Regions from separate parts of the Homo sapiens genome. Here region 2 is linked to region 1. A link is an interaction called in ENCODE POLR2A ChIA-PET data of the cell type or tissue named here. Cell type or tissue: OCI-LY7. All regions are shown on one strand. Each heading gives the region's core, and the rest is flanking DNA. Links, peaks and the distances in the headings are about the cores only.

Region 1 (5,137 bases), core at 886-4,885:
TCTCAAAAAAGAAAGAGAGAGAGAAAGAGCAAAAGAGAGAGAAAGAAAAGCAGAGGCCCGAGGGAAAGGAGCTGGTTCGCCATGATGGAATTTGAGCCCAAGTCTGACTCCAAACCTGCACTCAGTTCTCCCCAGGGCAGGGCTTGTCACGTCTGGTGGCACCTCTGACACTTGGGGCTTGATCATTTACTGTGGGGGGCCGTCCTGTACACTGTAGTGTTGAGCAGCATCCCTGGCCTACATCCCTAGATGGCAGCGGCACTCCCAGCCCCCGCGGTGACAATAAAAATGTCCCCTGGAGCAGAATCGCCCCCACCCGCTGAGCGCCCTGGGGCCAGCGACTTCCTACAGGCATGGAGTTGTCCTCAGAAGCCCATCCGGGGCCACATCTCAGTATCCCAAAGTAAGTGAAATATGCATGTAGTGTAATAAACAGAAATGAAACAGCTGAGGGATGGTTGCGGATGATCTTTGCTCCTATTTTTTTTTTCTTAGCCAGGTGCAGTGGTTCACACCTATAATCCCAGCACCTTGGGAGGCTGAGGAAGGAGGATGACATGAGCCCAGGAGTTTGAGACCAGCCTGGGCAACATACAGAGATCCCGTCTCTACAAACAATACAAAACTTAGCTGGGCGTGATGGTGGTGAGTGGCTGTAGTCCCAGCTACTCAGGAGGCTGAGGCAGGAGGATCGCTTGAGCCCAGGAGTTTGAGAAAAGCCTGGTCAACATAGTGAGACCCCATCTCTACAAAAAAAGTAAAAAAATTAGCCAGGTGTGGTACTGAGCATCTGTGGTCCCAGCTACTCGGGAGGCTGAGGTGGGAGGATCGCTTGAGCCCAGGAGGTCAAAGGCTGCAGTGAGCTATGATCACACCACTGCACTCCAGCCTGGGCGACAGAACAAGAGCCTGTCTTTAATAAATAAATAAAAGAGGGGAAATTGGGTGTAGGGAATGTGGGAAATTCTATTATCCTCACTGTTTTTTTTCTGCAAATCTAAAACTATTCTAAAATAAAATGTTGGCCGGGCACGGTGGCTCACGCCTGTAATCCCAGAACTTTGGGAGGCTGAGGTGGGCAGATCACGAGGTCAGGAGATCGAGACCATCCTGGCCAACATGGTGAAACCCTGTCTCTACTAAAATACAAAAATTAGCTGGGCGTAGTGGCGCATGCCTGTAATCCCAGCTACTTGGGAGGCTGAGGCAGGAGAATTGCTTGAATCAGGGAGTTGGAGGTTGCAGTGAGTGGAGATCGCGCCACTGCACTCCAGCCTAGGTGACAGAGTGAGACTCTGTCTCAAAAATAAATAAATAAAATAAAATAAAATAAAATGTTTCTTTTCTTTTTTTTTTTTTTTGAGACAGAGTCTCACTCTGTCGCCCAGGCTGAAGTGCAGTGGCGCGATCTCACTGCACTGCAACCTCTGCCTCTGGGTTCAAGCGATTCTTCTGCCTCAGCCTTCTGAGTAGCTGGGATTACAGGCACCTGCCACTACGCCTGGCTAGTTTTTGTATTTTTAGTAGAGACAGGGTTTCACCATGTTGGCCAGGCTGGTCTCGAACTCCTGACGTCAGGTCATCCACCCGCCTCAGCCTCCAAAGTGCTGGGATTACAGGCATGAACCACTGCTCCCAACTGAAATGTTTCTCTAAAATAATAATAATTATATATATATATGTGTATATATATATGTGTGTATATATATATGTATATATATGTATATATATGTGTGTGTATATATATATGTGTGTGTGTATATATATATATATATATATATATATATATATGAAGCTAAAACCAAAAGAATGCTAGCGGCTGGGTGCAGTGGCTTACTCCTGTAATTCCAACACTTTGCGGGGGCTGAGGCAGGAGGATCTTTGGAGCCTAGGAGTTTGAGACCAGCCTGGGAAACATACTGAGACCCCCATCTCTACAAAAAATAAAAAATTAGCTGGGCGTGGTGGTGCACACATATAGTCCCAGCTACGCCAGAGGCTGAGGTGAGAGGATTGCTTGAGCCCAGGAGGTCAAGGCTGCAGTGAGCTATGATTGCACCACTGCGCTCCAGCCTGGGCAACAGGACAAGATTCTGTCTCAAAAGAAAATAAAAAAAGAAAAAGAATGGTAGCATAACAGTTTCCATTTCTAATTTTATTGCGAAAGTAATTGTGGTTTCTGCCATAACTTTTAGTAAGCATAATTAATTAATGCCATTAAAAGTAATGGAAGGCCGGGCGTGGTGGCTCATGGCTGTAATCGCAGTACTTTGGGAGGCCGAGATGGACGGATCATGAGGTCAGGAGTTCGAGACCAGCCTGGGTAACATGGTGAAACCCCGTCTCTACTAAAAATACAAAAATTAGCTGGGCGTGGTGGCGGGTACCTGTAATCCCAGCTACTCAGGAGACTGAGGCAGCAGGATTGCTTGAACCCAGGAGGCGGAGGTCAGAGGTTGCAGTGAGACGAGATCGTGCCAATGCACCCCAGCCTGAGAGACAGACCGAGACTCCATCTCAAAGAAAAAAACAAAAAAAGGCTGGGTGCGGTGGCTCAAGCCTGTAACCCCAGCAATTTGGGAGGCCGAGGCGGGCAGATCACCTGAGGTCGGGAGTTTGAGACCAGCCTGGCCAACATGGAGAAACCTAAACCTCTCTACTAAAAATACAAAATTAGCCGGGCATGGTGGCGCATGCCTGTAATCCCAGCTACTAGGGAGGCTGAGGCAGGAGAATTGTTTGAACCCAGGAGGCAGAGGTTGTGGTGAGCTAAGATTGCATCATTGCACTCCACCCTGGGTAACAAGAGTGAAATTCCATCTCAAAAAAAAAAAAAAAAAAAAAAAAGTAATGGCAGAGGCTGGGAGCGGTGGCTCATGCCTGTAATCCCAGCACTTTGGGAGGCCAAGTCGGGTGGATCCCTTGAGGTCGGGAGTTCGAGACCAGCCTGGCCAACATGTCGAAACCCCGTCTCTCCTAAAAATACAAAAAGTAGCTGGGCATGGTGGCAGGCATCTGTAGTCCCAGCTACTCAGGAGGCTGAGGCAGAAGAATCACTTCAACCCAGGAGGCAGAGGTTGCAGTGAGCCGAGATTACACCACTGCACTCCAGCCTGGGTGACAGAGGGAGAATATATTTAAAAATATAAAATAAAATATAGGCCGGGCACGGTGGCTCACGCTTGTAATCCCAGTACTTGGTGAGTCCAAGTTGGGTGGATCACCTGAGGTCAGAAGTTTGAGACCAGCCTGGCCAACATGGCGAAACCCCATCTCTACTAAAAATGCAAAAAGTAGCCAGGCATGGTGGCAGGCATCTGTAGTCCCAGCTACTCAGGAGGCTGAGGCAGGAGAATCGCTTCAACCCAGGAGGCAGAGGTTGTAGTGATCGAGATCGTACCACTGCACTCCAGCCTGGGCGACAGAGAGAGATTCCCTCTCAAAAAAAAAAAAAAAAAAGTAATGGCAGAAACCGCAATTACTTTTGCACCAACCAATATATAAAAATACATTATATATTTAAAAATATAAAATAAAATATAGGCCAGGTGCAGTGGCTCACGCCTGTAATCCCAGCACTTTGGGAGGCTGAGTCAGACAGATCACCTGAGGTCAGGAGTTCAAGACCAGCCTGGTCAACATGGCAAAACCCTGTCTCTACTAAAAGTACAAAAATAAGCCAGGCATGGCGGTGGGCGCCTGTAATCCCAGCTACTCAGGAGGCTGAGGCAGGGGAATCGCTTGAACTCCGGAGGCAGAGGTTGCAGTGAGCCAAGATCGTGCCACTGCACTCCAGCCTGGGCAACAAGAGCGAGACTCCATCTCAAAAAAAATTAATTAATTAATTAATTAATTAAAACAAAATAAAATAAATATATGTACTTAAAATATATATATATATTTATTTTTAAATAGGGATAGGATCTCTCTATGTTGACCAGGCTGGTCTCGAACTACTGGCCTCAAGCAATCTTCCCATCTCAGCCTCCCAAAGTACTAGGATTGCAGGCATGAGCCACTGCACCCATCCCACCATTTGTAATTGTGGGCGGCAAGCCACCCAGGTGCCAAGGCAAGAGACTGAGGACACGAGCTGTTCCAGTATAATAAAATATAAAACAAGAATAGTTATACCAAATATAGATCTTAGAGATATATGAATATCATTAATCATTAGTTTGTAGTAATTACTCTTTATCCCAATAGTATAATAATCCTCGGTCTACAATCATAACCTAGGAAAAACCAGGCCATACAGAGATAGGAGCTGAGGGGACATAGTGAGGTGTGACCAGAAGACAAGAGTGCAAGCCTTCTGTTATGCCCGGACAGGGCCAGCAGAAGGGCTCCTTGGTCTAGCGGTGACGCCAGCGTCTGGGAAGACGCCCGTTGCCCGAGCGGACAGTGGTCTAGCGGTAGCGAAAAGTGTCAAGGAACAACACCCACTACTTAGCAGACCGGGAAAGGGAGGCTCCTTTTCCCTGGGGGAGTTTGGAGAAGACTCTGCTCCTCCACCTCTTGTGGAGGGCCTGACATCAGTCAGGCTCGCCCGCGGTTATCTGGCAGCCTAACCGTCTCCCTGTGATGCTGTGCTTCAGTGGTCACGCTCCTAGTCCGCCTTCATGTTCCATCCTGTACACCTGGCTCTGCCTTCTAGATAGCAGTAGTCATTTAGTGAAAGTACTAAAAGTCTCTGATATGCAGAAATAATGGCATAAGCTGTCTTTCTGTCTGTCCCCTCTCTCTCTCTCTGCCTCGGCTGCCAGGCAGGGAAGGGCCCCCTGTCCAGTGGACACGTGACCCACGTGACCTTACCTATCATTGGAGATGACTCACACTCTTTACCCTGCCCCTTTTGCTTTGTATCCAATAAATAACAGCACAGCCAGACATTCGGGGCCACTACCAGTCTCCGCGCATTGCTGGTAGTGGTCCCCCGGGCCCAGCTGTCTTTTCTTTTATCTCTTCGTCTTGTGTCTTTATTTCTACACTCTCTCGTCGCCGCACACAGGGAGAGACCCACTGACCCTGTGGGGCTGGTCCCTACAGTAATTTTAAAGGGAAGAGCAACAAACTTTCGGTTTGCAGGGCTGGGACTGTTTACAGCTGCAAAATTTAGAGAGGACATCAATCTATT
Region 2 (5,137 bases), core at 759-4,758, 530 kb after region 1:
ACGCAAACATGATTGCTTGTTCCTCGGCCAGCACGTCCACCCGCCCCTGTGGTGGGGCTGAGCCCCAGGGCTCGGGTGCAGGTAGCTCAGGTTTGGCACACAGCAGGCCCACAGGAGACCGGGAGCCACGGGGGCGGCGTCCTGCCCTGGAGTGCGCTGTCCGGCAGCAGAGGGGCTGGGAGATGCCTCTCACGTCGTTCAAGAAAACGGCCCCGACACGACCAAGGCCGAGGGCACGTCTGTGCTCTGTGAGGCGCCTGCCCGGTGCCCATGAGGGCGGGTCAGGGCGAGGCCGGGCGGCGGCTGTACTGCACGCGGTAGCGGGTCACGGGCAGGCCGTGCACGTGCACTGTCTCACACAGCGTCTTGCAGGGTACCATGTCCTCGTCCTCCTCACCCATCAGCCAGTCCTGCACCAGGCTAGCCGCCTCCACCGTCACATTGTCCTCCAGCCAGCGGCTGTGCCACTCCTCAAAGTGCTGGTGGTGGCGGAGCAGGACCAGGGGCTGCACCTGTTGAAGAGGCCGGGTGTCAGGGCAGCTGAGGGCTGGACCCCCAGGGCCCCAGGACTTGGGGTGAGGAGGGGCATGTCGGGGCAGCCCAGGCCTCCCCTGGCACCTGCTTGGCCCGGCAGAGGGTCCCGCGACGGTACATGTAGTCCTCGGAGTTCACGATGAACACCATCTTGTGAGTGCTGAGCTTGAAGCGGCAGTCCACGTCGCAGGCGCTCTCCACGCCCACCAGCCGCTTCCAGGAGCTCCTGGCCTCACCGCGCAGGGCCCGCGCCTGCTCGCTCTGCCACCGGCGGCGGAACTTCTTGAGGTTCCTGGGGGCGAAAGGAGGTGGAATGGACTCTGGCTCTCGGCATTGTGGGAGGAGGATTTGCAGGCTGGGAAACCCCCAGGCCTGGGACCATCAGAAGATGTGCTACCTCCCAGGGGTCCACAGAAAGCAAATGGAAGCAACAAGAAATGCCCCCAGATCTGAACACCCACCAGCAGCCCCCACTGGTCCCATAGGTGCCATCCTAGCCCGACCTGAGGTGGTCCAGGGTCCTGCCACAGCCACCCGCCTCTGGCCTGGCCCCACCAGCTCTGGCAGCGTCTCCCTCCAGTCCGGGCATTCACTCTTCACCCACTGACGCATCGTGGGGTTGGCCTTGCCCCTCCTACACCTCACCGTCCTGGGGTTACTAATCCCTCCACTGCAAACCACAAGCCTCAAAAGGGCAGGGCCTGCCTCAGCACACAGCAGGCACCTACTAAGTGCTCCCAGACAGTGTGCCATGGTCCAGCCCCCGTCAGGACAAAGGGGACACTCCCTGGGCCCAGGAAGGAAGGAACAGAGCATGCATCTCAGGGCCTCTTACCTCTGCAGGAACACAGGTTTCAGGAGGAAGCCCTCAGTGGGCGAGCTGGACGCGCCCTCGGTCCCCACATACTGCTCCACGTACCGAGCCAGGTGCTGGGGACAGGGAGAGACACAGCCCGTGATGCCCCTACAGCAGGGCTATGGCCACTCTTACTCTGGACTCTGAGTTCAGGAGCTCACAGGGGTTCTGTGCCCCCCACTGCCAGAGCATGAGGAGAGCCGCTGCAGAGGACTCTGATCCCTGACGGAGACCCCAACAGACTATAGCTCTTGACAGAGGACCCAGTGACAGCGGGACTCACACAACCAGGCCACAGCTGAGGAGCGCCAGAAGCCCCCGGAAGCTGGAAGAGCAGGAAGGATCCGCCCCAGAGCCTTTGGCAGGAGCACCGCCCGGCCCACACTGTGGTTGTGGACTGCTGACCTCCAGGACGTTGAGGGAATAGACTTCTGTTGTTTGAAGCCACGTGGTTTGTGGTCATTGTGGTGGTAGCCCCAGGAAATGAATGGGGTTGGCCTAGCTGAGTAATGTGCACACACACTGGACCTGTTGGCAGGTGCCGGGAGCTGCAGGCCCCAATGACCACCCTGGGGACACACACGGGTCAATGCCTCACTGTCACCAGGATGCGGGAGGTGAGCAGGAAACATCTGTCCCCGCAAAAATTGTGACTGGGAGCTGGGCCCAGGTGGCTCCTCTGCTGGGGATTAGGAACAGGATGCAGCCCTGACACAAGAGGTGCAGAGGTCACAGCCACGGGATGCCCTGAGTGGGAGTCGGGGGCCAGGGAGAGGTGGCTTGGTTCCCCTCCTGCCCTGGGACACAACCGCTTGCTCAGGAGGAGTGGTCTGCTCTTTGGAGAGGGGGCACAGAAGAGAGCCTGGTGGGGGAGCAGGGAGGGAGGCAACCCCACCCACCAGGCCTCAAGGAGAGCCTGTGGCCTGCAGAGGGAGGGTCTCTGGATGCTGCGCGGCCTGCGCTTGGCTGGTGGGAGCCCCATGCTGCTGCCCTCAGGCGCTCCCTGGTATGCGTGGCACAGACTGGGGCCAGGGCCTCACCTGGACCTCCACAGGGTCCTCCGTCTGGGCCTCCTCGGTGTCCAGGAGCTCGATGGTCATGATCACCTGCCCTTTGCGCTGCAGGAACATCACCTGCGGAGCAGGAACGCTGACAGCCTCCACTGCCGGCACAGCCCAGCCGGCACAGCGCAGGCTCGCAAGGCCACCCGCCTCCCGCCTTTGCCACCCTCCCAAAGCCCTGATGCTTCCTGCAGGTCAAAGGTACCTCATGGGCTCTGCAGCAGGGCCGGTGTCCCAGCCGCTGAACCAGGGTCCACCCAGGACTGAGTCCAGAGCGGAGTGAGCGGCCGGGCCTCCCGGCGTGTTCCCAGCCCCAGGCCTCCTCTCACCTTGAAGCAGTTCTCGTCGGCCATGCAGCGCTCAGCCTTCCACTGGTAGCTGGTCTCCCTAGCAGCGCGGACGCAGCGGGAGGACAGGTTCCCACCAGCGGCACCCCGCTTCTTCTCGTTCAGGTAGAGCTCCACCACCTTCAGGCAGACGTCATCGCTCACGAGGTGGTGCAGCTGGCGGGAGGAAAGCAGGTGGTGCGGCCACCCCGCCTCCTGCGGGAGTCCCCACCTCACCCACAGAGGAAGTCGACAAAGGCCAGAAACACATCAGGATGGAGAGTGCATGACACAGGGATGAAGAGACCAGAATCCTGACAGGCTGTGGGCAGACCAGACCAAACAGACCAGACCAGACCAGACCAGACCAGACCAAACAGACCAGACCAGACCAGACCAAACCAAACAGACCAGACCAGACCAAACAGACCAGACCAGACCAGACCAGACCAGACCAAACAGACCAGACCAAACAGACCAGACCAGACCAAACCGACCAGACCAGACCAAACCAGACCAGACCAGACCGAACCGACCAGACCAGACCAGACCAGACCAGACCAAACAGACCAGACCAGACCAGACCAAACAGACCAGACCAGACCAGACCCAAACCAGACCAAAACCAGACCAGACCAAACCAAAACCAAACCAGACCAGACCAGACCAGACCAGACCAAACAGACCAGACCAAACAGACCAGACCAGACCAAACAGACCAGACCAGACCAAACCAGACCAGACCCAAACCAGACCAAAACCAGACCAGACCAGACCCAAACCAGACCAAAACCAGACCAGACCAAACAGACCAGACCAGACCAAACCAGACCAGACCAAACAGACCAGACCAGACCAAACCAGACCAGACCAAACAGACCAGACCAGACCAAACCAGACCAGACCCAAACCAGACCAGACCCAAACCAGACCAAAACCAGACCAGACCAGACCCAAACCAGACCAAAACCAGACCAGACCAGACCAAACAGACCAGACCAGACCAGACCAAACCAGACCAGACAGACCAGACCAGACCAGACCAGACCAAACAGACCAGACCAGACCAGACCCAAACCAGACCAAAACCAGACCAGACCAAACCAAAACCAAACCAGACCAGACCAGATCAGACCAAACTAAACCAGACCAGACCAAACCAAAACCAAACCAAACCAGACCAAAACCAGACCAGACCAGACCAAACCAGACCAAACCAAAACCTAACCAAACCAAACCAAACCAGACCAAATCAAATCAGACCAGACCAAAACCAGACCAGATCAGATCAGACCAAACCAAAACCAACCAAACTAGACCAGATTAGACCAGACCAAAACCAGACCAGACCAGACTAGACCAGACTAAAACCAAACCAAACCAGACCAAATCAAATCAGACCAGACCAAAACCAGACCAGATCAGATCAGACCAAACCACACCAAACCAGACCAAACCAAAACCAACCAAACTAGACCAGATTAGACCATACCAAAACCAGACCAGACCAGACTAAAACCAAACCAAACCAGACCAAACAGACCAGATCAGACCAAACCAAAACCAAACCAAACCAGGCCAGATCAGATCAGACCAGACCAGACCAAAACCAGACCAGACCAGACCAAACCAAAACCACACCAAACCAGACCAGACCAAATCAGACCAAATCAAAACCAAACCAAACCAGACCAGACCAGACCAGATCAGAGCAGACCAAATCAGACCAAATCAAAACCAAACCACACCAGACCAGATGAGACCAGACCAAAACCAGACCAGACCAAATCAGACCAAACCAAAACCAAACCAAATCAGACCAAAGCCAGACCAGACCAGACCAAACCAGACCAAACCAAAACCAAACCAGACCAGACCAGGCCAGACCAAAACTAGACCAGACCAGACCAGACCAAAACTAGACCAGACCAGACCTGAACAAAACAGACCAGGCCAGACCAGCAAACCCTGCCCGGGTGTGAGAAACACACAGAAAAGACACGGAAAAATATGTTCCAAAGCAAACCCAGGAATGAGCTGAAGGTGGCCTGAGTGCAGGCTGTTCCTTTCCCCTAAATGCTTGGCTGTAAATACACTGCTACTCCTTTTACCTTTGCACTGAAGAAGGAAGGAATGGAAACAGCAGGGATCGTGGGGCAGACAGGGCTGTGTGAATCACCCGCCTGCACAGCCCAGGCCCTGGTCAGGGGACCACACTCCTTGGGGGTTCCATGTGCAGCTTTGTTGAATGGATACAATAACACCTGGACACGCATAGGTTTCAGACAGTACCTGGCACACAGCAAGTGCCCACTGAATGCCAACTGCTACTGCTAAAAAACAGCAATGCTAATTTTTAA

The links. Peaks named below come from ENCODE experiments on the same cell type or tissue, not always from the same donor. Only the 100,000 strongest peaks of a DNase experiment are listed, where the experiment ranks them.
Region 2: POLR2A ChIA-PET joins it to region 1 with 10 read pairs; 2 of 35 experiments call an interaction of 5 or more read pairs at or near these places.

The regions. Positions count from the first base shown.
Region 1 is chr19:17,407,152-17,412,288 of GRCh38, reverse strand. The region is part of intron 2 of BISPR (BST2 interferon stimulated positive regulator); the gene reads right to left. It also overlaps a transcript of MVB12A not described here. Among named protein-coding and RNA genes, the nearest start is that of BISPR, 4.0 kb to the right of the region's middle. RefSeq lists an enhancer at 4,421-4,947. In OCI-LY7, for the core only: no CTCF peak of the experiment used is centred there; no DNase peak of the experiment used is centred there; H3K4me3 peaks cover 990 bases; H3K27ac peaks cover 1,308 bases.
Region 2 is chr19:16,873,872-16,879,008 of GRCh38, reverse strand. SIN3B (SIN3 transcription regulator family member B) reads right to left here. Exons shown (of 19, transcript NM_001297595.2): 15 at 2,781-2,954; 16 at 2,431-2,523; 17 at 1,370-1,464; 18 at 619-826; 19 at 1-512. The coding sequence ends at 282. Among named protein-coding and RNA genes, the nearest start is that of F2RL3, 13 kb to the left of the region's middle. RefSeq lists an enhancer at 3,028-3,177. In OCI-LY7, for the core only: no CTCF peak of the experiment used is centred there; a DNase peak (open chromatin) is centred at 2,988.